2 separate regions of the Mus musculus genome follow, and region 2 is linked to region 1. A link is a loop called in an ENCODE intact Hi-C map of the cell type or tissue named here. Cell type or tissue: gastrocnemius. All regions are shown on one strand. Each heading gives the region's core, and the rest is flanking DNA. Links, peaks and the distances in the headings are about the cores only. Region 1 holds the start of Dis3l2 (DIS3 like 3'-5' exoribonuclease 2). Region 2 overlaps Dis3l2 (DIS3 like 3'-5' exoribonuclease 2).

The links. Peaks named below come from ENCODE experiments on the same cell type or tissue, not always from the same donor. Only the 100,000 strongest peaks of a DNase experiment are listed, where the experiment ranks them.
Region 2: a loop joins it to region 1, with 7 times the contacts of the local background. A loop is called at or near these places in 1 of 42 quality-filtered maps.

Annotation. Positions count from the first base shown.
Region 1 is chr1:86,696,308-86,711,971 of GRCm38, forward strand. It overlaps Dis3l2 (DIS3 like 3'-5' exoribonuclease 2), which reads left to right and starts at 7,497. Exons shown (of 21, transcript NM_153530.2): 1 at 7,497-7,564. In gastrocnemius, for the core only: a CTCF peak has its summit at 7,664; DNase peaks (open chromatin) are centred at 7,479 and 9,322; H3K4me3 peaks cover 1,991 bases; H3K27ac peaks cover 1,711 bases.
Region 2 is chr1:86,749,638-86,765,301 of GRCm38, forward strand. It overlaps Dis3l2 (DIS3 like 3'-5' exoribonuclease 2), which reads left to right. Exons shown (of 21, transcript NM_153530.2): 4 at 4,590-4,643; 5 at 10,651-10,752. Among named protein-coding and RNA genes, the nearest start is that of Dis3l2, 54 kb to the left of the region's middle. In gastrocnemius, for the core only: no CTCF peak of the experiment used is centred there; no DNase peak of the experiment used is centred there; H3K4me3 peaks cover 429 bases; H3K27ac peaks cover 3,255 bases.

The DNA.
Region 1 (15,664 bases), core at 4,858-9,857:
GTTAAATATTCTTTTTTTCTAATCTGTTTGATTTTATAGTTATTACTCTTCTTTTAAACTTGGGTCTTTTAGAAAAGCTGAGTTGTAGATCTCATTGTTTCCATCTTTCTTGTTACTATAAGTTAAAGCTATAAACATTTCTCGAACATAGCTTTAACTGTGAGCCTGGTATCATTTTTTGTTTTTCAAATATGGAGGCATACACTGAAGCCTTGCAACCCAGTGCTCCCTTCCAGAACGTTTCTTCCACTTACATCTTGTCACTTGTGAGCACATGGTATCCCAGTATTCTCATTGTATTGCAATCTAACAGAGGGTGAACATTTCTGAGTCTCCATATCATCTTAACTAAGGATATCTTTGTTTTCAAAACCATAATTAATATTTTTTTTGTAATGGCATAATTGTTACTAAAATAGTGGTGGTCATTTTGGGGGAGAGCTCTCATTTCCCAGGATGTTCTTTGGGGAAGTCTCTGCCCATCGCTTTCTGCAGTGGAGGAAGCTGAAGCAAGGCATGAGGTGTGGGGACTTGCTGGTGATTCCTGGGGGTGGGGGTGGGGGGCGGGCTGGGTCAAAGCCTGGGTGTGAGGCTCATGAATGAAGCATTGTGGGGGAACCGATGCCAACATGCTCCAACAGCACCCTTCCCTTGTTGGTTCTTCTTCTGTTGAAAGCCCGCAGGGCAGGGCTGCCCTTGGCCAAAAGGCATGCTCTTTTCTTCCAGTTTCCCTGCTCCATAGGGCGATAGGTGACCTGTTGTCCTTGGTCCTCTCCCTGGCTTTGGTTGAAAAGAAATTCTCCCTTGGGAGGTGGTGGTAGCCCCTCATTCACACTGACCTCTAGGGGGCTCCCTCTGTGTTCTGGGCATGCCAGGGTGTGCTGGAGTCCTGGGGTGAAGACAGCTTCAACAGTCAAGCCAGCGCGGGCGATGCTTGCTATTGTATAAGCGTGGCTTATCTGAGCCAACTTCTCATCCCCTCTCTCCTTCCTTTCTTTTTTTTTTTTTTTCGAAATATATTTTATAAGATGCATAGATGTGAATTTTGTTTTTAAATTCAGTCTGTGATTCTGTTTTTTTTTAAGTAGAAAAATTTAGTCCATTTACATGTAATCTTAAAATTGTTGTAATTATGTTATTTGATATTTTCTCAGTTCATAAAATTCTTGGCTTTCTTCTAAACTTAATACAGGGTTTCTAATAGATGCTGTTTTTGAGATTCATTTAGAGATCAGATGTAATGTCTCTGAACCCAACTTCCTGGAGCTTTATCCAGTCTCTCCAATTATCTCAACTAAAACATCCCTTGCTCAATCCTCACACATATTTTAGCTCAACGGCATTTTTCTCTCTTATACATAGATTTAAGTTTTTGAAGACTTACTTCTACAAATCCTCCTTAATCAGACTATCTTGGTTTGCTATGAAACATTTTCTCAGTAAAAAGAAATTAAATTACACTTGTGTGTGTGTGTTGCACATGCATGCCTGTCATAGGATAACTTGTAGTAACTGGTTCTCTCTACCATGTGGATCCTGATAATTAAACTCAGGCTGTCAGGCTTGGTGGAAAATGCTTTAATCCATCATGCCATCTTGTAGCCCCCCCCCCCCCAGTAAGACATTTTAAGATTTGGTCATTATGTTTTTATCAAGCCTGCACATTATATTATGTTCCTACTCTTCACACTAAGATGTGGATATTTATAGAGGTTAGGCTACTCTGGATGAAGTTATCATTTTTTCCTACCTCTGCTCATTCCATATCCCCCTACCCTAAGAATTCACATATGCACCCTCATCCTTAAGCCATTATAGTCCTGAGCTGTGATAACACTAATGGGTGAGTTTAGTTTCCTGATTCAGCTGACCCCTAACCCAATTCAAAGGTTGACCTCAGGAGATCAGGTGTTTTCTGTGTAGAGTGAAAAGACAGTATTATTGAATGGAAAGGGAAACTAATTCTTCATTTATATTTCCCCTCTTTGCCACCCCAACATACATTGCCCCACAAGGCTTCCTCTGTAAGTGATCACAAAACAGCTGGTGTTCCATTTGTTAGAAGTGCCCCCCCAAAGGATTGGAAGGCTATGTGGCCTGCTATGGAAATATAAATGCTACCTTGTTGTTGGGACCACCATCCATCAGACACAGTCATTTTACACCCTTGAGAGTGGCTACCATTTGGAATGACTTTTTATTGAATGATAACAGTATATATTTACTATATGTTGGGCACCATTATAAATGTTTTACACTTACCATGTCATTTAAATCTTTTATAGTAACATTATAGTTTGCTGTACGTGGTACCATAATCACCCATGTTCAATAGCAGTGGCTCTCAACCCTCCTAACACTGAGCTCCTTTAATACAGTTCCTCATGGTGTGGTGACCCCCAACCATAACATTAGCTTCTTTGCTACTTTGTAACTGTAATGAACTGTATTGTACAAACCTAACAGCAATTTCCAAAGGGGTCTTGACCCACAGGTTGAGCACCACTGTTCTAGAGGGAAGGAAAACATTGGGTAACTAGTTCAAAACTATACAGTCTTGACTATACAGCCACGTATGGCTCCCAGTGAGCAACTAGGGGAGCTGGATTTAACCCAGCAGTTTGGCTCCCCCTGCTGTAAGGGCTGTGACGTGTTGCTGTGCCATTGACTGTAGCTCAGGAGGTCCCCTTATATTACATTTATCTCCAGCTGGAGCTGGGATCTGGCAGTGGCAAAGTATGGAAGAAAAGTAAAGTCTTGTTTAATGATGCCATTTCCCCAGACTGCAAGTCCCCACTAGCAGTCTGGGTTTTGTGGATTTCATGTCATTTTTCTCTCTTTCAGGTGTAACTGTTATTAGGTGCCCCTTGGAGCATGTCTCATGATTAAAAGAGACCACTCAGAATCTAAAGAGATGCATAAGACAGAGATGGAAGAGAGATAAAACACAATGCCTAGAGAGGATAAAAATGAAAGTTCTTTCTTTTGAGACTAGTTCTCATTGAGCCCAGGCTGGGCTCAAAACCCACATTTAAAGTATAGAATGAGAAAAAAAAAGTGGAGCATTAAGAAACACTAAAAAGCTAATAATAAGAGACTGTCTAAAAGGAACAATATACTGAAGAAATTAGGAGAGAATTGGGTTCAGTGGGTAGAAAGTACTTGCTGTGCAAGCCAGACCACCCGAGTTTTATTCTGGGAACCCGTGTAAAAAGCTGAGTGTACATCTGTCATCCTAGTATCCCTGTGGTGAGATGGGAGCATCCGCCAGCTTCCAGGCCAGCTAAGCTAGAATATGAAGCATCGTTTAGAAATAAGAAGAACTCTTGTCTTAAAAAGGTGGAGGGAGAGAACCGAGAACCAACTCCTGAAACTTTCTCTCTCTCTATCTCTCTCTCTCTCTCTCTCTCTCTCTCACACACACACACACACACACACACACACACAGAGTGTGTGCATACACACAATTTAAAAAAATGGTAAGTTGACAGTTAAAATAATTAGAAAGACAGAAATCATATTTATTTCTTCATTTTCTTTTACGGTATTATGTGTACAGATGGGTATTTTGCCTGCGTGTATGTCAGCACTATATGCATGTAGTACCCATAGATGTCAGAAGAGGGCGTAAGATCCACGTGGTGCTGGAGCTACAGACCGTTGTGAGCCAGCCCACAAGTGCTGAGAACTTGGGTCCTCTGGAACAGCAGCCAATGCTCTTAACTGCTGAGCCATCTCTCTAGCAAGATCAAAAATTTAAACGGGGCCTATAAGGTAAAAAAAGAACACAATGGTAAAACAATGAGACCCAAGGATTAAAATTTTAAAAGGAAAAGAGAAACTAAATACTAGAAAGAAAGAAAGAAAGAAAGGAAGGAAGAAAGAAAGAAAGAATGAAAGAAAGAAAGGAAGAAAGAAAGAAAGAAGCCAAGCATTTATATATAGTAAAACAAGAACAAAACCAGAATACAGAGCATGGCTTCCAGTTGGAAGCAGTGGTCTGGGTGGGTGTAGGTGCGTCGAGGAAGAGGCTGGGCCAGGTAGTGAGACCTTGAGACATCCTTATTGCTTGTCCACAGCTCGTTGCCCATGCACCCAGTCCACCTATGCGGTCTTTATGATCTGAAGTCTCCCCAGAGCCCTCCAGGCCAGCTAGCATAACTTTACTTTGCTTCTTGGAATGGTTTCAGTTCTCACCTATTTCACACCCTCCCCAGATCCTTTACCTCCTGTGTGATGAGATTAGCACACAGCAGTTAGGTCAAGCTGCTGAATGAACTGGTCCTGCCTTATCTCCCTGGAGTTCCTGTGGCGTTTGGTTTGGTCGCTGCACTCTTTCACCCACTTACTCCCACGAATGTGTATGTACACGCTGCCTCTGTCGCCTGGGTTTATCTTTGAGATTACAACACTTTTTTTTTTTTAATTGATCCCAGGTTGCTTAGTAACTGCTCTCTTCCCTGTCTCTGATGCCAATGGAATTGAATGGATGGAAAAAGACAACTTCTGGGACCAGCTGATGGCAGAATGTGTAAAGATGTGGTGATAGGGAACGTGCAGTTATCGACCACTCCTTAATGCCTGCTGTTGTGACTGGGTGGGTATTAACACGGAATCCTGAGCAGAGGCAATGGTGGTCAATAATCAAGATTAACCTACCCTGGAAATCTCTAGGACAACAGCGGCTCCTTCTAAGTCCTTAACTCATCAGTGAAATGGGGTTTAAGAGCAAGGTCACAGACTGCAGGTTTATGTCCTTCCAAATTCATATTCTGAAAACTGGTCCAAGGTAATAGGAGCTGGAGCTTTGGAAGGTGATTGCAACACAAGGGTGAAGACATCAAGAATGGGATTGGTATTTTTATGAGAATGTAGAAAGCCAACTGGTTCTTTTCCTGTCTGATCAGGACAAGGCAGGAAATAGGAAGTCGGTCCCGACCAGACAATCTGCCAACACTTTAACCTTAGAGTTCACAACTTCAGGAATTGTGTACATTTCTGTTGTTTAAGGTTCCCAGCTTATGGTTGTTACAGCAGACAAGACCAAGGTGTAGACACAAGGCCTCCTAAAATCAAACTGGTGTGCTTCTGGAGGCTGGAGGCTCTTTTCATATCCCAGCAGGGCATGGGAGTTGTGGTTCTGTTCATATGCTGGGTATTTGGAGACATTTCTCAAAGCACTTTGCATCATTAATGGACTGTCAATCACCCAGAAACCAAACATAGATTAGGCTTACCATGTTGAAGGGTAGAGCTAATTAGGCCTTCCCGTTTCTTATGACACCACTGACATCCAACAGAAACCCAACCAAATGGGGCCTAATGAATCACCTGACCCTTCTTCAGAATACACTCTAAGGTATATGCTAGACAGAATTCACCGACTCATGCGTTTGGGCCTTCTCTTCTCTAGATCATGAGGTGGCTTTATACCTTTTATTCACAAAACAAGTGATATGGCTTACTTTTATCAAACCATCACTACTTACTGGTCCTGGTTTGCTGTATTATATCTAGGCCTTTGCTATAAAATGAATGTCTGTCCTTCCCCACCTCCCCAACACCTAAAGAGACAGTATCGGGAGGCAGAGTTATTGATTGATGATTAAGTCATGGGCATCTAGTCTCCATGAATGGAACAGTCTCCTTGTAATAGATTCTAGAGTCCGTATTTGTATTTTCTGTCTTTCGGGAATATGGCGAGCAGATTCCTGATGATCAGTCAGGAAGTGGCTCACATCAGACACTGACAAGGGTCTGTGACTTAATTTTGGCTTTCCCAGCCTCTGCTCACAGACCACTCAGTCTCTGGTATTTCGTTTCTGCAGTGAGAATAGATTAAGATAGCTCTCTTGACTATATCGTTCCTGTATTCTTCAGCCACACATTTAAAACCGTTTACTTGGTTTACTTTCATAGACAGCTGGTTAAACCAATTGTGAAAAGACTCACAGTTTTTCACAGGAAATCATTATTTCTAAATCCTTTGGAAGAGCTTAAGGGCACCCTTGTTCTAGGAGGATTATACATGGACCAGAAAGGCATGTGGAGCAAGGCTCTTAGCCCCCATCCACTACAAAGTGTGCTGTGGACTTCCTTCAGCTCACATGAGGAAGACAGGCTCACTAGACTTAGGAGTCATGGTAGTACATGCACTCAGCCTTCACACCAGATGTTCAGTCAAAATGTGGTCTTAGACACTAATGATCTTGACTCTCCTTCCTTTGTCCTTGCCATTCTATTCTTGAGTTTATTTTTGGTTTTCTTAGCTCACCTCCCATTTCTGCCCCCCACCCATACCCCATTTGTTTGTTTGTTTGTTTTTCCAATCCTTTGTTCTTTGTCTCTACTGGATTTCCCCATCCCTGTTTCCACTATCCTGCTTACTAGTCACAGAATCCCCAAACCTCTGCCATTTATTCTCTGCAGTTAGAACAGGCAAGGTTTGCTTACACGCAAGTTTGTCTAAGGGTTCTGAAAGGATCTGAGGAGGAGCGAGAAAAAATAAAATAAAATAAGAATCCGCAGGCTCATTCCTTAAGCAAGCATGGAAGTTATACCAAGGTGGGGCTTCTTAAAGCAGGAAGAAATCCAGAAGTTTCCCATATCTTCTTTTCTTGACGCTACATGGAGAAAAACGAAGCTGCCTCCTTCACACGTAGACAGCTGGTTAAACCAATCATGAAAAGACTCACAGTCCAATGAAGTGCACTCCACTCCCTACTTTGACATTGTAGTATTGAATTTTGATTATTCTACTGGCATCACTGAACACATGATCTCCACAACAGTTGGCAGCTGTGACCAGCTCCTCACTAACTTTTTTTGTTTGTTTGTTTCCTTTTCATACTTCCCAGGACGCTCTTTGGGTTTCCTTCTCTGTGGTTCAGAGTCCTCATGTTTTCAATTTTTGATCCATTTGCCTATCAGGCCATGCTGCCTTCCTGCAGCCTTAACACCACATTGCAGGTATTCCATGGCTTGACCCACTTTCTCTCCCCCTCCACTTGGTTGAGGTTTCTTTGCTCTTCTCTTCTTTTGCCTAGGCTAGCCTTTCTCGCACAGGCTTTATAGCTTCCTTCGCTCATCTGAGCTAGCTGGACACTGTCACCTCTCTGGTTACCAGCCTGCGCGTGCCAACAATGCACCTAGTCCTGTACAGGTGTCCAGTGAAGGAGTGATGGGCCAATGCTTGGATGAATAAAGACTTGGTAACTAGGAAGGTGGTGGCGTTGGTGCTGAGAGCATCCAAAAGTCAGGTGGAACCTGCAACGTGACAACGGCTGGGTGGTGGGTTTAGGATCCAGATAGCGCGAGAGGGACCCCAGTCAGAAAGGCTGCTGTCGCTAAGGCGGGAGCCGCCCACGCGGGATGAGCCTCGTACCGCCCCTCATTCAATCCCGTGGTCCTGCAGCGACCACCGCCTCCACCGCCCACTAGCCCCGCGCTTCGCTCTTGGCTCAACCCGGCCACCGTCGCTCTCGGAACGCTCGCTCGTGACCCGGAAGCGCATTCTCCCTAGCAACTGCGGGTCTGCGGCGCCGCCGGCCTCCCGGGAGCGACGGTGAGGCTCCTGCCCCCTCCCCCTGCGCACGCCCCGGCCGTCCGGCCTGGCCTTCCCTCCGCGCCGCGTTTCGCGGCCGGGACCGTGCGTCCTAGCCTCACGGGGCGCCCGACCGCGGCGCCTCTGGTCGCCTTCCGCCGGCCCCGACCCGGCCTCAGGCTCCTCACGCCCCGTGGGCCCTAACTTTTTATATTTCAGTTCAGTGCGAGAGGAGGGAGAGGGGACTGGAGTCGGTGTCTGGGAAGCCGCGACTTTCCGAGGCTTGGGGCACCTGGGGACGTGTTCTCTCGTGGGTCCTGATGGAGGCTGATAGGCTTGTGGTGCCTCCGGAGTGATGAGCGGCAGCGCTTGCTGATCACCCGAGCTTTCCAAAGTGATATAGACTTTATCAGGTGTCTATACGCTTTGAACCGAGCATTTATTTCCCCGGGAGTTAGCTTTGCAGTTAGGAATGAGCTGTGGACAGTATATTGTATTTTAGCTGTTGTGGTGTCCAGTTTTATACAGAAGGGACGTCCTGGGACCTGACTAATCTTGGGAAAGATTGCAAGTAAAATTTACTCCGTTAAATAGGGCCAGGTGTAAATATATCTCTGATTTACACTTCAAAAGATAACAGTGGCACCGAAAACCTCTTTTGAGTTTGGACAAGTGACACCAAAAAGACCTTAGACATTGCTGTTCTTAATAGAATGATGGCGTGAAAACATAGCTGTGAACAATTTGCAGAATTATTTAGGAATAAAATTCAGGAGCCTTTTGAGATTCATCATTGAAAATGGTATCATTTAGTTTCAGTACTAAGCACCTGTAGTGTTAATGCACTTGAAATAAGTTTTAGAAGACATACGAGGTTGTACACATTCCACCATTGGGAAAACAAGAAGATGACATATGATTAAATACAATCTATGTGGTAGGTATTCAGTGCTGTGTAGTAGGTTAGGGGGTGGGACTTTTAGGAACATAGTTGATTTGCCTCTAAAGGATAGATACACTATGTATTGGAGGGAACTGAGCGAATGAAATAATTTTGTAAATAATATTCTTTAGGGCTTGGGAAACGTTTTCACGTGGTTTAGTTCTTATTTAAAAAATTAAAGTCACTCTGATCCTGATCCATTTCTTTAAGAACACACCATGTTCTTACCCCGTCTAGATCTTTTGCTTCTGCAGTCAGTCTTATTTTTATGTAAAACACAACAGTTTAAGCAGAGTTACTGTTTAATACGTGAGACTTAAGAGTCTTGTGGAAATTTTGCTCTTTGACTGATATTCTTTATTTTTGAGTGTTTAATGTGTAGCAGGCGCTGTGTCAGGAGACAGCAAAAACAATGGTTACTCAGCAACCAATTACTATGTTTTATCTATGGTATGACCCCCCAACCCTGTGTGTGTGTGTGTGTGTGTGTGTGTGTGTGTGTGTGTGTGTGTAGCTTATCCGTCTTTGATGCTCTGCTTGACTTAAGCTGTAGGAAGACCTTAGCAGTCCTTCAGCAGGTGCTGTGCTTGGCTGTGGAGTTAAGAATGAATTCAGATGTGACTTCTGTCTTTAGCAGACAATATAGCTGCAGTTGTGATATGTTAAGGGAAGTCACAAATGCAGCATATGAATGGAGAGATTCGGGATGCGTGGGAAAGGAAGTGCTCCAGTCTCACTGAAGATAGCAGGGCAGAGACCCTGTGCTGGCAGAGTGGCTGGAGAGGACCAGGGACAGAAGGTACAGCTTTAGAGAGGGAGCTGGGGCCACATGGAACAATCTGGTAGGACAGAGGGCTGGAGCAGTGGCGTGGGTCCAGATTCTGCTGGACCCTGTAGGCAAGCTGAATTTTTCTTTGTGCTTTGAATAAAGAGAAGCCTCTATGGAAGGTTCTACTTAGGGACTTAGGCTGTGTGTTGGGTTGGGATGACATAGTGTGTTTGTGTCTGAATAGCATGCTTTGTGTTTCTACCACTGGTTAGCCTTTGTATTGTTTTCCCATTCCTTGTTCTTCAACTTGCTCCCTATATTTTGTAAATTTTAATAAAAAAACCACTAAATTTACATCTATTTGTGTGTGTGTGTGCGTGTGCGTGTGCGTGTGCGTGTGTGTGTGTGTGTGTGTGTGTGTGTAGGCTTGTGGGGGTCTCTCCTGCTACCAGGTGGGTCTCTGGGGATTGAACTCAGGTGGTCAGACTTTGTGACAAATGCATTTTTTCCTGAGCCATCTCATTGCCTCTCATGCTTTATTATAATTTGAGAAGTCTCCATATCCCACTTGCAAGATGTACTCATTTTTCTTTTATTTGGGAAAAAAAAGAATTGGGGCTGAAGAGATGGCTCAACTTTTAAGGGCTAGACTCCTAACCAAAAATATAAAAGAGATCATTATGGCTAGTTGATTAGAAGTAATTTTAATCAGTACTACTGCTTGGAAACCAGTTTTTGTGACTTTTTTTTTAAACTCTTTTTTTTTTTAAAGTTGTAGTAAACCACATAATATAAAGCCTACTGTCAGGCTGGGGATTAGCTTAGTTGGTGAAGTGTTTGCAGCACACGAGGACCTGAGATCCATATCCCAAGCAGCCATGTAAAACCCACACCTGGTGTCATGTGCTTGTAATAGCTGTGCTCAGGAGACAGAAAGATCCTTGTGTTCTGTTGTGATCTGTGAACCCCAGGTCCCAGTGAGAGACTAGCTTAGAACAAAAGAAAACCAAGCAAAACAAAGCAGCCCCCGAGCCCTCCCAAATGAAAACCAAGGCAGACAGCTTCTGAGGGTAACCTAAGGTTGACTTGCTGGTTTCCAGGTGCATGCGTCCATCCACAGACACCTAATCACTTCCAAGTGTTTAGTTCAGTGGGGGTAACGTTTCAGTGAAGCGTAGCGTAGGTCTAGAGAAATCCGCTCTCTTCTCGCCTGCTCTTGGCAACCATCTTTCTGCTGTCTGTTGTCATAATTTTGGCCCCTTTGTTTAAGTGAGTGGACTTGTGCATTGCTCCTAACGTCCCTGTCTTCCATCACTCAGCTCAAAGCCATCAACTAATCTCTGGGCTTCATTCACACAGTTGGGGCAAAATAGTTTATATTTTTTTAAATCTTCTATTTGGTTTACCAGTAATAAATTTGGAAGCCCTGATGAATTAGGAAACGGTCCCTTTCCTTCAGTTTTTTGTTATACTTTGTATGCAGTTGATATTTCTTTTTCCTTACCTGTTATCAGTATTTATTACTGTTTCTATCTGGTTTGGAGTGTCCTCGTGGGAAGGTTTTTGTTGGACTAAAATCTGGATTCTTTAATGGAAAGTATTTATGATAGCTGTTTCTTTTCGAATGAACTTTGGTTGTGCCTTTTATTGACCTTATTAATCATCTGTGTTGTTGAGGTTACTTGTATACTTGTGTTCTTGGTCACCTTATTCTATGTGTTGTCAACTGCAGGGCACTTTCTATTATATGTAAGCATCTTTACAAAATAGAATCAGATTGCTTCTCAGCCTTTTGGCTAAAATCCAGTGTAAAACATAGAATCAGTTACCCCCCCCCCCCATTTTCATGTAAGTATAGGTGGATGTGTGTGTGTGTATTTGTGGACACGTGTTTGTGTGAGGCCTGCGGTTGGTGTGGGGAGTCATCCTGTATAGATTTTCTGCTTTATTATTGAGGTGGGATCTCTCATTGAAATCCAGAGATCATTGATGTGACTAGTCTTGCAGTCTGGCTTATTCTGGGCATCTCTTGTGTCTTCCTTCATGGCTTGAAATACAGGCAAGCTGCCATACTCACCCAGTGTTTATATAGGTTCTTGGGATCTGGACCCATGTCCCCAGGCTTGCTTGCAAGGCAAGGGTTTTAACCACTGAACCATCTCTTCAGCCTTAATCAGATGTATATATGTATGTATGTATGTATGTATGTATGTATGTATGTATGTTACACAGAGAAACCCTGTCTCAACACCTCCACCTCTGCCAAAAAGCCAAACCTCTTTATGGTTACACATGCATTGAATTAATTTTCTCTTCATTCCTCTGCTAATCTCATACTTGCATCTATTATGATTTTATTTCTGCTTTAAGGACTTCCTTTAAAGTTTCTATTAATGGGGCCTTTGTATGTCTTAAAAAGGCACTTTATTTGCTTTAGAAAAACTTTGTTAAGTAATGAATTTTAGATTTTTTTCTCTCATCAATCACTTAAAAGATGTTGATTTATTGTTTTATTTATTGTTTTCTATCTCACTTGTTTCTGATAAGAAAGAAAGCAGCCAAGATCCTTTTGTTTCCTGGTACATACTATGTGTTTTTGTTTTGTTTTGTTTTTTTTGTTTGTTTGTTTTTGTGGCTGCTTTAAAGATATCCCCTTTAATAAACTGGTTTAACCAAATTGATTGTGGTATGTATTAGTGTAGCTTTCTTTACATTCCTTGTATTTGGTATCATTGAACTTCTTGATTTTTGATTTTGTAATTTTTTAAATCAATTTTGTAAAGTATTTATCATTTTCCCCAATATTTTTCTTTCCTTTTCCTCTCCCTTGTAGATTTTGATTAAACATATATTAAATAAATATAATTAAATATATTATGTTGTATGAGGCGGTTCTGCAGCTCACTGATGCTCTGTTAATTTCCTTCTTTGGATTCATGTTTTTGCCTATTGCTGTATCTTTGAGTTCACTAGCCTTTTCCTTGTTCAGTATCTAATCTGTTACTAGTTCAGTTATCCTGTTATTCTATGGCATGCTATTAAAGATATGTTCACCATATCTTTAATCTCAGACACGTATGTGTGTGCATGTGCCCATATGCCATAGCATGTTTGTAGAGCTCAGAGGACAACTTTGTGGGATCAGTTCTCTTTCTATCTTTACATGGTTCCTGGGGTGAAGTTCAAGTTGTTAGGCTGAAGTGGCTGGTAACGGCCTGTTGCCATCTCATAGACCCAGGTACCATAGTGTTTAATCTCTAGGGGCCTTACTTGGATCTTCTGAATATTTTTCTGTCTTTTCTTAATATATTCAATTTTACCTCTAGCTCTTTAAGAATATGGTGTAGCCCTAATAGCTGCAGCTTTCATGTCCTTTGTTGTTTGTTGTTCTGAGGCACTTCTATCCCCAGTCAGTGTCTTTCTTTACATTTCCTCTTCTGAACCCACACCCCTATCAGTTCAATAAAGAACACCCAGTAGGTGATGACCTCCTTATTTTGTATATTCAGGAGCTGAAACTTAAGAAACTTGGGAGTTTGTTTTGGTTAAGGTCAGATAGCTAATGGTTCAAATTTAAATTTAGTTTTTTCTAACCATATAACTTGATTCAAGCAAGACAGACAAATATAGAACTAAAACAGGAGATGAATAGGGAAGATTACCATAACAGAGCATAGCATGCAGGACCGTGCTGTTCATAACAGATTTCCAAAGACACAGGAAGCATTTGGGATGAGCTTTGGAAGATAGGAATCTTTTTTTTTTTTATTATTATTATTAGGTATTTTCCTCGTTTACATTTTCAATGCTATCCCAAAGGTCCCCCATACCCACCCCCCCAATTTCCTACCCACCCACTCCCCCTTTTTGGCCCTGGCGTTCCCCTGTACTGGGGCATATAAAGTTTGCAAGTCCAATGGGCCTCTCTTTGCAGTGATGGTCGACTAGGCCATCTTTTGATACATATGCAGCTAGAGTTAAGAGCTCCGGGGTACTGGTTAGTTCATAATGTTGTTCCACCTATAGGGTTGCAGATCCCTTTAGCTCCTTGAGTGGAAGATAGGAATCTTGCAGGCCTCTAATGTGAGGGAGGGAAGCGTCTGTGGGTATGTAGTGTATGGGTGGGCAGGAGGGGCAAGGGGACTGGGTATTACTCTGTATGGGCTTGGCACAGGAGGCACGTGTTTGGCTGAATTGGGTGTGAAAGCAGATAACAAAGGAGTTGGACTGAATTGCAGAAGTGTTTTTTTTTTTTTTTTTTGTCTAGCTTTAAAACAGCCTTTTGTATGTCTTTAGCTACTGTATGAGTCTGGTCCAGGGCAGACATCTTTTAAAAATCTGCCTTCATTACTTAGTAAAGTCTTGCACATAATTAATTCACGGTTATTGATTGATTGATAGAGTGTTTTCTTACGTTACTTAGTTACTTTATTAGTGCTTGTGATTGAATTGTTTATTGTATGAGAAGTCTTAAATCTTGTGTTCATAAAATTCCTTCCAAAGAAGTCAGCATACCTTATGCTGATTCATTTATTGATTATCTTAGCAGTTAATTTACTATACCCAAGAGTATCCCACTATCTTAGCAACTTGGATACAGCTTCAAATGTAGAGTCATTGGGTAGCTGTTTTGTTTTTGTTTTTCAAGACAGGGTTTCTCTATGTAGCCTTGGCTGTCCTGGAATTTACTCTGTAGACCAGGCTGGCCTTGAACTCAGAGATCTGTCTGCCTCTGCCTCCCGAGTGCTGGGATTAAAGGTATGCACCACCACTGCCCAGTTCTATTTTTCATTAACAATTAACAAAATTTTATATGTGTGATTGTTTTCCTTGTATATTTATCTATGTACCATGTGTGTTCAGTGCTCTTAAGAATCCTAGCTACAGATAGTTGTGAGCCACCATATAGCTGCTGGAAATTAAAAGGAGATCTGGAAGAGCAGACAGTTCTTGAAAAACAAGACAAACAATTGAAATTACATTTTAACTTTAGTGAGAATGCTACTAAATTGTACTATAAGCATTATTCTTACTGTTTTTTGATAGATATGTATTTTAAGAGATTTATTTACCATTTTTAATATATATATGTGTGTGTGTGTGTGTTTGCCTGAGTGTTTGTCTGTGCAGCAGGTGTGTACAGTGCCTGTGGAGGCTTAAAGGGTGTCAGATCCTCTGTAACTGGAGTTATAGGTAGTTGTGAGCCACCATATGGGTCCTGGGAGTTGAACCAAGGTCCTTCAGAAGAGCAGCCAGTGCTCTTTGTTGCAGAGCCATATGTTTATCTCCTCCATCAGGTCTTTGGAGGGTTGAGGTCTTTCACTGTTCTTTATGATCCTTCCATCTCTGCCCCCCGCCCCCCGGGTTAAAATGCATGCATCTGGGCCCAACCTTTTTTTGTTCCTCACATGGGTCTTAGGGGTTGGAACTCAGGTCCTTATGCTTACACGACAGATAGATCTATTTTACTGATAGAATATCTTCCCAGACCCAAGTTTTTCATCTTCTGTGCATTGGAATAGTTTTAACACAGCAAACAGGATATTTGACATTGCATGTGTTTAAGATAGACTATGTATTCAATACTATTTTAGTCTTTTAATATTAAATCTGTTGCTTTTCTTCCTGGTCACTATCAGGTTTGGTGGGAAGTAGGGGAGTAGCTTAAGGATGGAAATAATTTCCTTCACTTGTATAGCTGGTCATTGTTTATAATCATGAATTAAGAAATCCTTTATCTGTTGAGGCATAACCTTCAGCACACATAAAAAGTCTGCATTTGTTTCTTTATTGTCTGTTTAAGCATCTTTTAATAGTGACCATTGGTAAGGTTATTTGAAAACTAATTTTAAAAGTAGTTGTTATTCTATTTAGACTTTGATCTGTTTTTAATAATGAGGCCCTGCTATGTGCTTTTTTTCCCTTTCTATTTATTTAGACTTTCTTGTCTTTTTTGGAAAAGTTGTTGAGAGAGAGGTTTTCACTGGATCTCCTGAACATGGTTATGGTGATAAATTAATTTGCTGGTCTGGTGGACTACAATATAACAAAGTATAATTGTCTGTCAGCTTCTTTTCCATTTTAGATTAGTGTGTGTGTGTGTGTGTGTGTGTGTGTGTATGTGTGTGTGCATGGTACAAAAGAACACTTGTGCTTGTGTTTATGTATGTTCACCATGTGCGTGCTTCATGTCCATAGAGGTCAGAAGAGGGTGATGGGTCCTCTAGACCTGGCATTATAGATGGTTGTGAGCTAGTTTGTGGGTTCTGGGAACTAAACTCAGGTCCTCTTTAAGAGCAACAAGTGTTCTTAGCTGCTGAGCCACCTCTCCAGCCTTTTGTTTCTGTAGCTCCAAGAGCCTGGAAGATTGTGCTGATGTTTAGGTACCTTATATGGAACACTGTATTTT
Region 2 (15,664 bases), core at 4,553-9,552, 53 kb after region 1:
TTATCCCAGGAATCAGCATCCCATGACCACTTTCTCCCTTGATTCTTAGAAGACAGCAAGTCACCTTTTTTTTTTTTTTTTTTAACATTGCAGAGGAATTCAGAGATCTGCCTGTCTTTGTAAGCACAAACAAGAAATTTAACTGGGTGGGATCTCATCCTGAGATTACCATTCAGACCACGCCTGCACCTAAATTAGCTCTGTTCCAGGCTGACCTTGAAATCAGAAATTTGCCTGCCTTTATATCTTTCTGACCAGCTGGGTTATAGTGTAACTGCCTCTGTTTTTGTTGTTGTTGTTGTTGTTGTTGTTGTTCTGTGAATCATCTCCTTATATGATTCATAGTATGTCCTTATATTTTGCATAGTTGAAAAATTATGTTTTTGAACTCATTTTTCAGAGTTCTTTCCCATAGCCTTAAGGGCTGTCTTGAAGGTCACAGCATTTACCTTTTTTTTTTTTTTTTTTGCTAACGACATAGACATGCCCTTGACTCCTGGACTGTCGCTGGTTATCAAGGAGTCATCAACCTTGGCAGAGAAGACTTTCCCAGAAGGAGGAACAGAAAGTAAAATATACAAATAAGTCTTACACCTAGCAACTGTCAGCACTCAGAGGCATAGACCCTGCTGGCTCTGTTCCAGGGATGGGAAACCATGTCACACTGTCCCTTTCACATGGCCATGCAGGACTTGGCAGATATCATGCACAGAACAATGGCAAGTCATCAAAGGGTATTAAGTAGGTAGCACTGGACGTCCACTTAGAAAGCCACCAAAATCCACTAGATAAGAAAATAGTGTGGGATGAAAAAAGGGGCAGAGAGGTGCAGTGAGGAGGGAAGTGCATGCATGTGGAGCCTGAGGGGACACCATGCTAGTGTGACACCATTCTAGTGTGACACCATGCTAGTGTGACACCATGCTAGTGTGACATCATGCTAGTGTGTGCATGTGGAGCCTGAGTGGACACCATGCTAGTGTGACACCATGCTAGTGTGTGCATGTGGAGCCTGAGTGGACACCATGCTAGTGTGACACCATGCTAGTGTGTGCATGTGGAGCCTGAGTGGACACCATGCTAGTGCATGCATATGGACAGGGAGGTAAAAGGAGGAATAGGGGCTGTCCATTAGCATCTGAGTGAATCAGGTGAAGACCTGATCTTGCTGTTGGTTAAGGTAAGGAAGACAGAATTAAAACTGTGTGGATTTGGGAGGGTGTAAATGTGTGAAGGGTCCCGGTGATGCTATTAACACAGAGGTGTTGGAGCCTGGATTCTGGAGCCAGACTTTCCAGATTTATCTTCTCAGTGTCTCAGTCACCTTATCTATATCAAAAGAAGAAAACAGTAGTAGTTAAGTCAAATTAGCTAGTTTAATTTAAATTAGTTCATTAGCTCTTAAAAGTACATGGTCCATATTCTACACATATGAATGGTGTCTGAGATTGTTTTTAAGTACTGTCTAGCACATCTGTAATTCAGTTGAGGTGGTTGCTGCCCTGTCTGCAGTTGTACATCTTAAGATTATTTTTCAAGAATATCTGGAGCCGGGAAGTGGGGGCGCCCACCTTTAATTCCATTTGGGAGGCAGAGGCAGGTGGATTTCTGAGTTTAAGGCCAGTATGGTCTACAGAGTGAGTTCCAGGACAGCCAGGGCCATACAGAGAAATCTTGTCTCAAAAATAAATAAATAAATAAATAAATAAATAAATAAATAAATAAAAAATTTAAAAAAATCTGGAAACATTTTTATGTGTGAAATTCCTTAGTTTTACGTCTTTTCAAACATACTGTAAGCTAGCTAAAATGTATTTGTGATTGCCAAGTTAGACTAATTAGACCATTTGTGTGTTATTTTTCTGCAGTGCCATTCTGGTCTTTGAGTATAGGCTAGGAGAAATCAGATATTTGGGGGTCAGTTGAGAGGTAGGTTTTATTGATTATGTGTAGGAGGAGTGATTTGGTCATTGATGTGGATTCAAAGTCCCTATATGTGTATAGGAATTGGGATAAGGGAAGGCAGTGACACTTGAGTCAAAACATTAGTGAATTAATGCTATAATCAGTAAGTTAGAAGGCACGTGTATCAAGTCTAGCAAGAACTAGGACATGAACTTCAAAGGGGTATTTGAGAATATAGGAAGAAACTAATTATTGGGAAACATCCTCACCATCCTTGAGATGTTCTCTTTGATAACACCCAAAGGAAGCAATGACATTAGGGCAGGGCTAGGTTCTGATCTGGTAAGAAGTCACAGAAGTATTTAGAATGGGATGGGAAGTACAGGATCCTCATTGGTTAAACTCCAGGCCTGGAAAAGTTTGAAAACGAGGAATTAAAGGGGATTGGGTAAGAAACACAAGCCTTGGCCTCCTCTGGGTGAGACTGATCCTCTGCTGGGTGAGTCTTTGAGCTGGCAAACTGTTTCTTGACAGGCTGTACTATTATTGCCTTCTGTCAGGCTGCAGGGACATCTCTACTCTGCTGAGGACTCAGGAGGAGTTGCTTGGTTCTACTTGTTATCTGTTCTCTCTGGGGTCTGTTCCTGACATCCAGTTCTTAAGCCAAATTTCCATATGCTAATCTGAAGCAAATTTCCATATGCTAATTTCCATATGCTAATCTGAAACAAGGCTTCTTTCCTACCCTCTGTGCTTTTATTTGTTGGGAGGTTTGGGAGAGAGAATCATGAATCAAGAACTTTCTGGTCCTTTTCATATATTTTAAGTTGATCCTAGATTCAAACCTGAACAATGTGTGTCTTTCCTGGGAGCCCAGCTTTGGCTTCTCGCAGTATTGTGCAATTAAAGGCACACTCAAACCAAGAGGCTAACTCTTTGCTGAACTAAAAAGGAGATGGAAGAAGAATAGTAATTTAAAAAAAAAAAAAAAAGCTTAGAAAAGGCTGTCCGATGGGGGATTTTTGGGATAGCATTGGAAATGTAAATGAAGAAAAAACCTAATTAAAAAAAACAAAAACAAAAACAAAAAAATATGGAACAGGAAGTTAAGATTAGCCAGAGAAGCAACTGAAAATCTCTCTGATATAAAAATAAAAGTGACAATTTATGAAGCCAAAAAAAAAAAAAAAGAAGAAAAGGCTGTCCGGAATCAGAAAATGAAATGCTTAAAAATACTGTTTAAATTTGCTGAAGCATTTCCCCTCAAGGCTGTCTGTTATTCCCTATTGTAGCCTCCTCATCATACATAGTGACTGTCAAGCTAGTGGTCAGGAAATATTTGTTGAATGTATGAGTATTTAGAAAAAAATTATAAGTGTTTCCCCTTTCCTTCAGTAAGAAACAGTTGCTTTAGAAAGTGAATTTGCTTCAGCACTCTTAACCAAGAAAGCCTGGGCAGCTTTGTCAGCTCTATCTCCTGACCCCTTTCCGTAACCAGCAGAGTTCTGGCCACATAGGGTCAAGCAAGTGCTGGATGCCTCACCTGCTGCACCTCTACTCCTTCACCTTTGATCTTTTCTTAGAACTGTGCTAGCTGAAAGTGCTGTAGTTGTAATCTCACAGCATCCCATTCGTTTTCTTTCTCAAGGACTAAACTTAGTTATTATTCAGTACCCTATGTGGTCTGTTTGGGGCTTGATCATAATCAGTATCAAATATCAATACAAATGGCTAAGGACTGAGTGATCATCTGTGATAATCTAGTTGGTATGTTAAGATGTGTATCATGGCATGGAAATTTGTAATTTAAACACCTGTGAAAGAAAGAAATTATTTTCCATTTAATCTTATACCTTCACCTATCTTGTGAATTCTGTGCCTTTGAGTCATTCCTTTTAGTGGGAAATGTTCTTTAAACACTTTCTCAAATTATCCGTTGAGTTGTGTTGGTAGGAAAACAGTTTCTTCCCTGCACGTGTTCCAGTGGCCCGTGAGTGCAGCTGGACTCTGGGGGAGGTTATGGCTGCCTGAAAAAGGCCCACAGCACTGAGTGGCTGTTAAGGACTGCCCCTACCTGCACGCCTGTACATAAATAGAAGTGGATCCTGACTTGGTGCTGGAGTCATACGAAGTTGAAGGCAGACTGGGTGGCCTAGCTATGGGAGCTAGCGTTGACATTTGCATTAAGAGTTGTTAGGAACCATTTTGAATTATTAACTCATTCGGTTCTGCAAAGGAGTCAGAGTAGAACATGTCCATCCAGCTCCTCGGGGCTAAGCATCCAGTTAGAACCCAGCTTGAAAACAAACGGTCCCAGAGACGTGACATTGTGCAGAGGTCATGGGACTGACCTGGAGCAAGTAGGCTGCTAATATGAAGGAGGCATACTCTCCAGACAGCCTTGTTAGAGTCAAGGTTTAAAGGTGAAGGTGAGTAGTTGTCATGTCCTGCTCTGTGCCTAGGGCTGGTATTTCCTGTGCCCATCAGAGCAGGGCAGTAGTCTCAGTTGTCAGTGTTGGAACCTAGTTTTTCCTGTACCAGCCTTAAATTAATTCTCATACATCTAACTTGTTTTCTGAATCAAATTGTTTAAGAACTTTTTAATCAGAGAATAACATACATAGGAAAAATAAATATCCAGCTAGTAGAATTTTCAAAGATTGTTATTTTGTTTTGTTTTAAAGGGTGTATTGAGAATCAACCCAAAGAAGTTTCATGAAGCCTTCATTCCTTCTCCGGTAAGTTTATTAACTTTATAATAAACTTAATGTCATATTGAATATTTTAGATGTACTCTGAACTTGAAATCATATACTTTGACTAAAAAGCAGAATAGTAAAACAAAATTGAGAATAGGCAAAGATTTGTTTCAAATTTAAATAAATAAAATTTGTTCACTACCCCTTCTGCCAGTCTTAAAATTGAATGCCAAATGAGAGGGATGACATTTGTTCTGAGGCTGCAGAAAGCAGCTGGACTTTCACAGACTACCGGCCAGCCCATGTAATTGGATACTCTTGGTTTATAGCTTAAAAGGATTTATAGGTTTTTCCACTGATTTAAGTTAATCTTTCCTAAACAAATATGCTATCTACTTTCGATCTACTGCATGAGCTAATCTGAACATTTGTCCAAAAATAATGTGTAATGCTTTTCTGTTGGTTTCTCACTTCACTTTTGTGCAGGTGATCGGCCTTTGGTCAAGGCGCTTTAGTTTTTGTTTTTAGGCTGTTTCTTGTATTCATGACTTGTCTTAAGAGCTTCTCTCTGGTTAAAGTAGTCCTGCACTGGTAAGTAGTTAGCGGCAGGTCTGTGCAGAGGGTTGTACCTGAGGCTGGAAGAGCAATAGTCTTGAGTTCCTGGCCTAACTTTCCCAGGATGTTGTCATGGAGAGCTACTTTTTTTTTTTTTTTTTTTTTTAACAGTGGAAGAGAAACATAGGGGTGAACTTCTGCTTAGAAAGGAATGACATATTTCATTAGCTACATGGCAAGTTTAATAACATTGCTGTGTTGTTCATAGGTGATTCTGTTATTACTGTTATTGTTACTACTGCTGCTACTATTGCAGTATCCTTATTCTCTTTTCTCAAGCTTTGCTCAGTTTCCTTTTCTCTTTTTCTCTCTCCCATCAGAAATCAAGTGCTTGCATTTACTTCAAGTTCAAGGCTTACTGTTACAGTAGGGAAAAAACATCTTTGATGCTTTCACACTGTTTCCTCTAAATCATAGTCTCTTCCTTAGATGAAACATATCTATACTCTGACTTGTAAAGTAACAACTTTGAGGTGGGGTTTTACTTTGGGAACAGTTCTGTTAAGCAGTGGAGTGTGTAGAGTGTGTTTACATGTGGTTAGATTCTAGAGTTTGCTCATACTATGACGATCACATTCAAGAAGGTGCCACGTGCCATCTTAGAATCAAGATTAGCTATCTCAGTAGGTTCTATATAATCAACATTTCTCACATTAGAAAGGTTGACTTTTTTTTTTTTTTGTAGCCTTCTAGTTGGAGGAGTTTAACTAAGTTTAATTAAGGAGTCCTCGCTCGTGTATGAGAAACAGTGATTTTTAAGCATGAAAATCTCACTTAATTCATCCCGTGAGATATCTGTGAACTGACCAGAGTTCAGACCTCTCATCTACTCTGTTTGCCTCGCTGGCTGCAAGGATACAGGGGACTGTAGACGTTTGAAAACTTTACTATAGCTTTTTATTTTTCCTAAGTGTTGAGTCTTGAGTTCTTTGAAGTTAAATCCCTGTTAGGTTAGCACTTAACACATGTGAAGCCTAGAACTAAGGGACAGTTCCAAATATATAAGAGGTTATGAATTGGGCTGGAGAGATGGCTCAGGAGTCAAGCTCTCATGCTGCTCTTGCAGAGGATAAAAGTTTGGATCCCAGCACCACACCAGGGTCTCACAGTACTGTAACGTTAGCTCCAAGGAATCGGATTCCCTCTTCTGCTTTGGTGGATACCTACATGCATGGTTATTCACCTTTGCATACACATGAATAAAAATAACATTAAAATAAATTTTATGACAAAGATACCTCTTTGTACCCATGTTTGTTTACATATAGAATTCATATTCTGTGGAGCTTTGGGCTGACTGTTAACCTGTGTTCTAACACCTTTCTTTCTCAAGCTTGATTCTTGTCTTCTCTTGGTTCCTTTACATCTAACCAGGGCTTGAGCATATGCATATGCATATATGGCTATCTTACCCTACAGGTCTGAGTTCTATATCCATGTTTCTTAGCAATACCATTCCTTAACTTGCATGAAGTACAGAGTGCCACCTCGGTGCTTAGGCCGATTTCAGGGGAACACATTCTTTTACCTCTTAGAATTTCTTGTCAGATGAGGAGGTGTACAGAGTCTAGTTAGGATCCTGCAAGTTAAATTCATATTCTTTGCTTTACAAATATTATGTTTATATGCTTCAGTCTGGTCTGTTAACATTAGGAAGGAAAAAGCAAAACATCTGTGTTTCCAAGGTTTATATTTGTTTTTCTATTTGAAACTTTTACCTGTCATATTCTATTTAGAAAGTTTTAGATGGATGCAGTGTTAGGATGGTTTTTCTATAAAATATGTATATGTTGTTTTATCTAGAACCTAATGGAATAGTCACATTCTCCCAGAAACTATTAATACTAAATTCACCCCTGGGAAGACTGGCAGTAAAGGCTGCTTATCAAGGCCCAATTGTAGGTGAATATACTCTAATTTTGGATGTTAGAATGGTACTGTATTCTTGTTTTGGGGCTCTTTTGGTCAGTTTCAATATTTAGAGGCATTGTAGAAAAGAATTAATAGAATTCAGTAGCATGAATTTCTGGCTAAGTATAGTTTATGTCCGCATCAAGACCAAACTTGTGTTGAATTGCAAAATGCCTACAGGTAGACTAGGAAGTGCAGTGTTGGGGCTTGAATGCTTACCTGTAAGACAGGAACACGTAGGAAAAGAACCTATGGTCTGAGCACAGGAGATAGAAAGATTTTCTCATGTCTAATATGAAGAGTTGATAAAATACCCTCTGTTAGATTAGGTTTATTCTTACTCTAAAAATGTTTACTGGGTGCTATTTGCCATTTGAAAATATCCACCTAGTCCAGTGGGCTAAGTCCTCATCATCACGTATGAAAGAATATTTTGTATCGAAGGAACTTGATTTGGAATTATTATAATTTCTATTGGTAGTAAGTAGATTTTTTTCCCTTATGGTAGATTCTAAATGTATGGAATGTGTTACATATGTCTACCTGCTAGTATCTTGGAATTCTTGGCAAAAATAAAATACAAAGTGAAAATTAAAACAAATAACTTTTAAGTAAAGTAAGATAAATGATAATATTACAATATCTTTTTTATCTTTTTTTAGTTGAGCTAAAGAAAAGGAATGGACAGCTTGTTATTTTTTTCTGTTCTGGATTATATTGGTCTATGAAGCTCTGTAATTTGTGTCTTGTCATGGGAGGCATGCTTTATCCAGCTGTGGAATTTATTCCTGGTCCAAAAGGATCTATTATCTCATCAATAGAGGATACTCTGAGCATTATGACATTCTTATATTATCTTCCTTCATTCTCTCTTTTTAAAGTTAGATGTGTCCACACTCCTTTTATTTTTCTATGGATGTTTACCATCCACTTCCTGTCTCCTTCCTCACCCTCAACTATGCTATTCTTTCTAATGGATAAGGTGAGTCTTCCAGTGTCCAAGTGAAGAGTTGAATTGTGTAGCTTTAAAATCCAGTTAAGAGGGATAATATTGAACAGTTCCTAAGTTTAGGATCTTTTATTTTGCTTTCTAAGACAAAATTTCTCTACAAAGCCCTGGTTGTCCTGGAACTTGCTTTGTAGACCAGTCTGGCCTCTCAGAACTCAAGAGGTGTACCTGCCTTTGCCTCCAGAGTACAGGGATTAAAGGTTCCGTCATCACCTGGCTTAAGTTTATTATCTTTAAAATGACAGACTTGGCTGTAGATAATAGGCTTCTGAGTGAATTGAAGAATTGAGTAGTGACACATTAGCTAGGAGTTGTCTTAGATTCTACTCATTCTCTCTTCTTGGTTCTTTAAGACAGTAATGCTAAAGTCTAGTCATCGAATCTTTCTATTTCTGAGCTGCCAAAGGAGGAGTACAGCTGCTTGCTGAGGAGACTTTGCATTGCTGATGTTTTGATACATGAGAATGGGTTAGGATGACCTCTGAGCAGCTGCTCTCTTCATTGGAGGGCGGTTCCTAAGATCAGGGTGCTTTAAATACATTGCAGAAAGCAACAGTTGGTGGTGATGTGTCACACTCGTGTGGTTCACGTTCTATTTACCAGTCATCTCTGTTTCTCTGAGAAGCTCATCACAGGGTCAAACTGCCTTACTTCTTTATGGCTAACACGGTAGCTGTTCCTTAGGGACGAGGGTGGGGTCAGATTTGGCAGAGTGTAGGCCACAGCTGCCAGTCATCACTAGACTGGAAATTGAATAGAAAATCTGTTTTAAAATATCTTGAATTTGTTTGTAGCTGGGAGGAGTTGGCAGATTTAGAATGCCCATTTTAACTAACTAAAATTTTATAGTACTCAAGTTATTTGAATGTTAAATATTAACAGTATAGAGTGTCTGTATTACAAATCAGTGACTTTCCAGACACTTTTGCTATTAGCTCCTGTAAGGAAAGCCAACATTTAACTTCTCTTTTATTCTCTGAAAAGGAACGCGATGACTTGGAAGACTAAAGAAGAGCACATGTTTGTCGAGACATTTTTCTCTTGGCCTCTGACCCCCAAAACTTGTTTTTATCTAGCTATTTTTTGCATTAGATTTTGAAGTAGATGCCCGGTGAGTTTGCTGGGCACCACCCCATTTACCACGGGGCCTTTCTGGCTGTGAGACTGAGCATGCCTAAGGTGTCAGTGCTTCATGTTCATGGTCTAGAGCTTACCATGCTCTGACGTCAGGAGATAGAGGTTTAAAGATGTTTCATGAATCTTAATCTATTTTCATTTAAAATTTCATGTAGGAGTACTATATTTAAATTATTTCCTTTCCCTCTCATTCCTCCAATTCCTCCTGAGTCTTCTCACTACTTCTCATAACCTTATATTTTTATGTGTATACATGTGCATGTATATACTCATATGTTTATATATATAAATGCATAAATGTAACCTGCTGAGTCACTGTGGTGTTCTATATGTGTTTAGATTGTTAGGTAACCAACTAAGATGCTCATTGAGGGGAAGTCTGATTCTCTCTCTTCCGCCAGTGATTAAGTTTTCCTGTATCTGAAGTATGTGGTATCTTCAGCAATAGGGATTGACCTTCAATTTCTGGGAGGCATTTTAGGGCAACAGCACTAGCATATGTTATTTTGAGAGTCTTTTGGACTCTCTTGACCAACAACTTGAAAGAAGGTTTCCTGTTTTCTGGCACTGAGGTTTTAAATGTGATTCCTTAGGGAATCATATATTTTTTATGTTTACTTAAAATTACATATAAGTGTAAATGTTTACATATGTATCTGTTAAATTAATTTTAGTTCTTGCTCCTTTCATCTCTCTCTGCTTTATTTGGAGGTTTTTCTTTTTCTGTTTTGTTTTTGTTTTTGTTTTTTTGAGACAGGGTTTCTCTGTATAGCCCTGGCTGTCCTGGAACTCACTCTGTAGACCAGGCTGGCCTCAAACTCAGAAATCGGCCTGCCTCTGCCTCCCGAGTGCTGGGATTAAAGGCGTGCACCACCACCGCCCGGCGGTTTTTCTTTTTCTACTCTAAAGCTAAAAAGGATAACATAAGAATATTATCTTTTTCATTTTAGTAATCAGTCTACAGTGTTAGTTTTTTTCTTTATGTGCTTTTCTTTGTTTTTGTCAGCCTTTAGTAGATCTCTTTAAGTATTTGGTGATTTTAGCCTCAGCTAGTCTGTTCTTAGGTTTGAATTTTTTTTTATATTATTTATTATTATATGTAAGTACTCTGTAGCTGTCTTTAGACATACCAGAAGAGGGCATCAGATCTCATTATGGATGGTTGTGAGCCACCATGTGGTTGCTGGGACTTGAACTCAGGACCTTCGGAAAACCAGTCAGTGCTCTTAACCACTGAGCCGTCTTGCTAGCTACTAGAGTAGTATTCTTGTTAAGTTAGCAGACAGATTTAGAGTATGAACACTTTGAAGGAGATAAATTTTGGCTCCAGGCCTTGGTAACTTGACTGTTCCTTTATTTCTCCCTCCAATTTAGGATGGTGATCGGGACATTTTTATTGATGGAGTTGTTGCTCGTAATAGAGCCTTAAATGGGGACCTTGTGGTTGTAAAACTGCTTCCTGAGGATCAGTGGAAGGTGAGTTTAAATTTCCTTTTCTAATTATTTTCTTCATAGGGTATTGTGCATTCCATAATGTACTTAGGCATTGTATGTGTGTGTGTTGGTGTTATGGGCCCCTTGGACTCCAAGGTAAAAATAAGTTTTGCCTGTGAATAAGGCTATTCAATGGGGATTTGAAGTCGTTCCCCCCCCCCCCACACACACACACACTTTAGTCAATCTACCTTGTCAGATCCTTGCACTAATTTCTGATACTTTTTTGGATAAGAAAAGTGCTTGTAGGGTCTTGTCAAGTGTGAAATAATTTATAATTTCCTATACCCTATGCTGTGAGAGTTAGAACAACAAATCCACAGAAATGGTGGTATTTTTCATCCATTTCTGCTTCCTGTATTGAGACACACAGCAATATATATTTAGTGCTGAGATGTAAGGCGTGTGCCACCGAGCCTGGACCTAGAGGTCTGATTTTGTGAATGCCCATGCTGCTAGAGCTAGCTAAGCAGGAAAGGGTTTGGCAAAACAGGTAGCATCCCTGCAGTTGGCACAGTCCAGGCTTTGAGGACAAATCTTACTGTTTTTCTTTTACAGTTAGTATGTAAAAATGGAAGAATTCAAGCTAGAAACTATCCTGACTTTTGTTGGAAAATTGACTGCAGTGAGGCAAGTTGCATGTTACAGGGAGCCAGTGTGAAAGCTGAGACTTGGAGGTGAGAGTTGAGGTGGAGAGAAGTTAGCATGTGAAGATAGAGTAGACAGGAGTGAAGGCAGCTGTAAGAACAGACAGGGGAGCTGCAAACAGCTGTTACACCTTGTATTTAAGCAAAATGACCGTGATTTCTTTAGCTGAAATGGAGGACAGTGAGGGAAAGTATGTATTACTGTAAACATCACTGAACTGGTAAAAGTCAGAGAAAAGAGGGTAGAGAACTCTGAAGAGCTTGAGAGAGGTAGAGAGACATTGAGGAACTCAAGGTTATAATAGAGCTGAAATAGGCAGAGGTAATATTTGAAAAAGAATGATGGAAACCTCTCAAACTGATGAAAGTTATCAAGCATCAGAATCAAGAAATTGTATTGACCCCCAAGTAGGATGAAAAGAAAGTCATCCTTTGAATATGGTGGTAAGTCTGCAGAAACCAAAGAGAAAACATTTCCAAAGTGCCAGGGACAGGAACAGTATGCTTTCAAAAATTAAGAGAGTAACAGCTGACTTGTTGATAGCCACAGAGATTATAAGACAAGGGGATGATATCTTCGGCTCTGAATCTAGTTGATAGTCTAGAACTCTAAATCTGCCAAAACCTGCCAAAAATCTATGAGAGCAAAGACTACATACAGATATGTCACACTTGTTCAAAAGACATGACTAGTGGCTGTCACACTGGACCTCACAGACATGCAAGTGTCTGTCACTGCAGAAAACCATGTCTTCTTAAAGAAGGTGACTGAGAATGTAGCTCAGTGGTACTGTATGACATGTGCAAACCCTGAGCTTCAGTCTTCAGCACAGTGGAAACCAGATAGCACAGGAGCATCAGTCACATTCTGCCCTCATGTTTTTCATGCCTACTAGCTTTTTCTTGGTCTTGTTAATATTTTCCTTTTTGGATATATTATTGAAAAAAACTTCAGCATCCTCGATTGTCCCACTTACTGGCAAGCCCTGCTAAACATTTTTTTCCCCTGCTAAACATTTAAAAAAGAAATAGTCCTTGTCTTACACAAGGAGCTACCTGCCACATCCACCCCGACCAGCAGGAAAGATGCAACACCTGGTTGTCTTTCTTCAAGCAGGTTTATTCAGGAACATTTAGCATTGCAATGCAGGAACAGGAATCCCCAGAACCACCCTGGGGCGCCCCTTAAATACCCTACTGACTCCTCCCAATCACCCCAGTCACAAAATGGCAGTCCATAGGTTCACAGCAAGTGACGACACCTCAGGTGAGCTGATGAGGCAGAAATAATGAGGAAGTCAGGCGCATGTCATAAGACCTGGCAGCCATCCCGGGCACCATCTTGGGGTGGCGGCTGCATCTGCTCCTCACAGCTACCCTGTTTCCTTCATTCTATAAGACCACCATTGTAAAATATTAGAGTAAGAAACAACATAAAAGATCTAAAGATGAATACCTCTCATAAACACAGGTGAACAAGTATCCAACAGGATATTCGCAAAGAGACTCTAGGAACATGGCCCAAGAATAGAACATGAATACATGGTGCTTGTCCTAGAAATGCAAAGTTGGCTTAATGTTGAAAAGCAGTCTTTATAGCCCACCCTTTAACAAACTAAGTCTTATACCTTATTTCAACCAAGTATCAGCCAGTATACATAGAAAATGCAATTGACAAAATTCCATAACTGTTCCTGATAAAAATTCTAGTACTGAAGAGCCTAGGGCAGGAGGACCCTGAGTTTGGGCTACACGGTAAGACTGTCCTACCCACTAAGAGGAGGATGACAAGGCCATTCCTGCTTCTTCTCAGTTTTTGAAGGCAGATCCCTCCACCGCTAAGAATGACACTGCTCTAATGTCTTCTACCCATTCTATGTTTTCTCAGTTTATGATATGATCACTATTCTTGGTTTGCTGCAAATTTTTATCACGAACAGTTATGGGATGTAGGTGTCTGCTACCAAGCCTGCCTTCCCTGTATTGTTTCAGAAATTCAAGCCAGTACCAAAAGGAAGTAGAAAATAACTGTTTTATGATTATGTATATATACATAAATATGCAATACACACATATATGTGTGTGAATATATATACATATATACATATGTGTGTGTGTATGTGTGTGTGTGTGTATATGCCTTTTGTTTTTACTCTTCTTTTATAATACATCCTAACTGCTGCCTCCCTTCCCTTTCCTCCTCCAGCCACTGCCTGGATGTCCAGGTTCTAGAAACTAGATGGCTTAGAGACCTAGGGTAGAACCAAACACTACTTACAAAGATTGTTTTATTATTACAGAGAAAACTACATGGTTTTCTCTGTAGAAAGTTCTAACGAGTCTGTTGAAAAAGATGCTAGAAGAAGTGAGTTATCAAGATTGAAGAACTGAAGGTTTATATAAAAAAATCATTTGTAATTCTACATGCTGGCAATGAAAAATAGGAAATTAAAAATTTCTGAAAATGCTATTTATAATAGGATTTTTATGACACAATTAAGGAGAAACTTGAGCAAAAATATAAGTTGTGTAACCTAAAACTATAAAATCATCAGTGAGAGAAATTAAGAATGCAGGGAATGAGGAGAAATAGAAAAGAGTCAATATTTTTAAGTTTTCACTTCTACCCAAACAGATCAAACTGACTCCATGTGCTGCCTTCCTTCAATATAGCAGTCTCTTTAAAGGATTTACAGACAGCTTTTCAGGTTTATGTGGACGAGCCAAACAAAGAGCAGAATTGGAGCTTTCAAGACCTTCGTTAAAGCTCCTGTAGCAGGGCTAGCTATGCTGTTGGATTTAGGTGGATATGAAGGTAAGATAGGGACCAGCAAGAGAAGGAAACAGAAGTTAGAAATGAATCAGATCCAAATGTTTATGTAAAAATACCAATTTGCTAGTAGAAAATTAAGTCAGAAATTTTAGATTTCCAGATTTTAGACATCAGATTTGGCCAATATTTCCTAAGTATAACAAAAGAAATTACAAAGTATAAAAAAAGTCAATAAATTTGATTACATCAAAAATCATATACTTTGTTCTTCTAGAGCCACTGTTTGAAATAAAACAAGATAAGTCACAGATATGGGTAAAGATTGCAAAAAACATTTTCTGACTATGAACTTTTATTTAGAATATAAAGAAATATTAATTCAATAATAACTAAATTACAAAATTCATAAAATGTTTAACAGCTTTACTAAAGATATATGATGGTAAATATGGGAAAAGATATTAAACATGATTAGTCTTTAAGGAAATACAAAGTAAAATCACAAGATACTACAGACCTACTGGAATAGTTAAAGTCAGCAAGATTGACCATGTGTTGGTTAGGTTATGGAGTAACTAGTATTGTTGATGGGAAAAAATGGACAATTCCTTTGGAAAGGAGTTTGGTAGTTTCTTAAAATCTTCAGCATATGACTAATACATGATTCAGCCATTCTGGTTGTTTACCTTAGTGAAATGAAATTATTGGCACATTAATTCTTTTTTTTGACAGGTAGGGAACATATTTTATTACAGTTACAATTCTTAGATGTATCATGTGGCAATGTTATTACTACAGCCAAGCCTAAGCAGGTGTTCATCCACATTTGACCACCAACCCTCTGCAACAGGTAGAAGATAGTACAGCGTTTCATAAAGGTTGAACTTCAAAAATTATACCAAGCCCAACACAGTGGTATTTGTATAAAACAGGCCCAGGACTTTGAACCTTCATCAGACTGGCAACTCCACAGGCTCATAGTTGTGAGTTCCTGAATGGAGGGAGAAAGCAAATGCAGGCTGTTGAACTTGGCCTCCAGGGATTCTTATGCATAAATTGCATGCTGCATGACTGAAAGCGAACTGCATTGCCATGTGTGAAGGGACATGTAGCCTGTCAGTCGCACTTGGGTGAGTCTTTCTCACATAAAATAGAGGGGAAGAAGAAGTATCTCCAGTGGTACTCGGTTGCTGCCAGGCAGTAAGCGAGCTCCTCGTCACACCTGCACACATTTGTTCTCTGCTGGTCCAAACAGGATGCCATGGTCCATGTACTTCCATGGATAGCAGTCTAACTTAGGGCTGCAGCCGGCATCCTGAGCCTGAGAGTAGCAGCAGTCATGGTGGTGGCAGCACCTGAAGGTGAGAGTGGGCAGACTATAGCAGTCAATGGTGTTCGTCATGTGGCTCTCCATGGCCACCAAGGCCACAATAACAGCCATAGTTTACGTAAGCCATCGGAGATCGAGGACCAA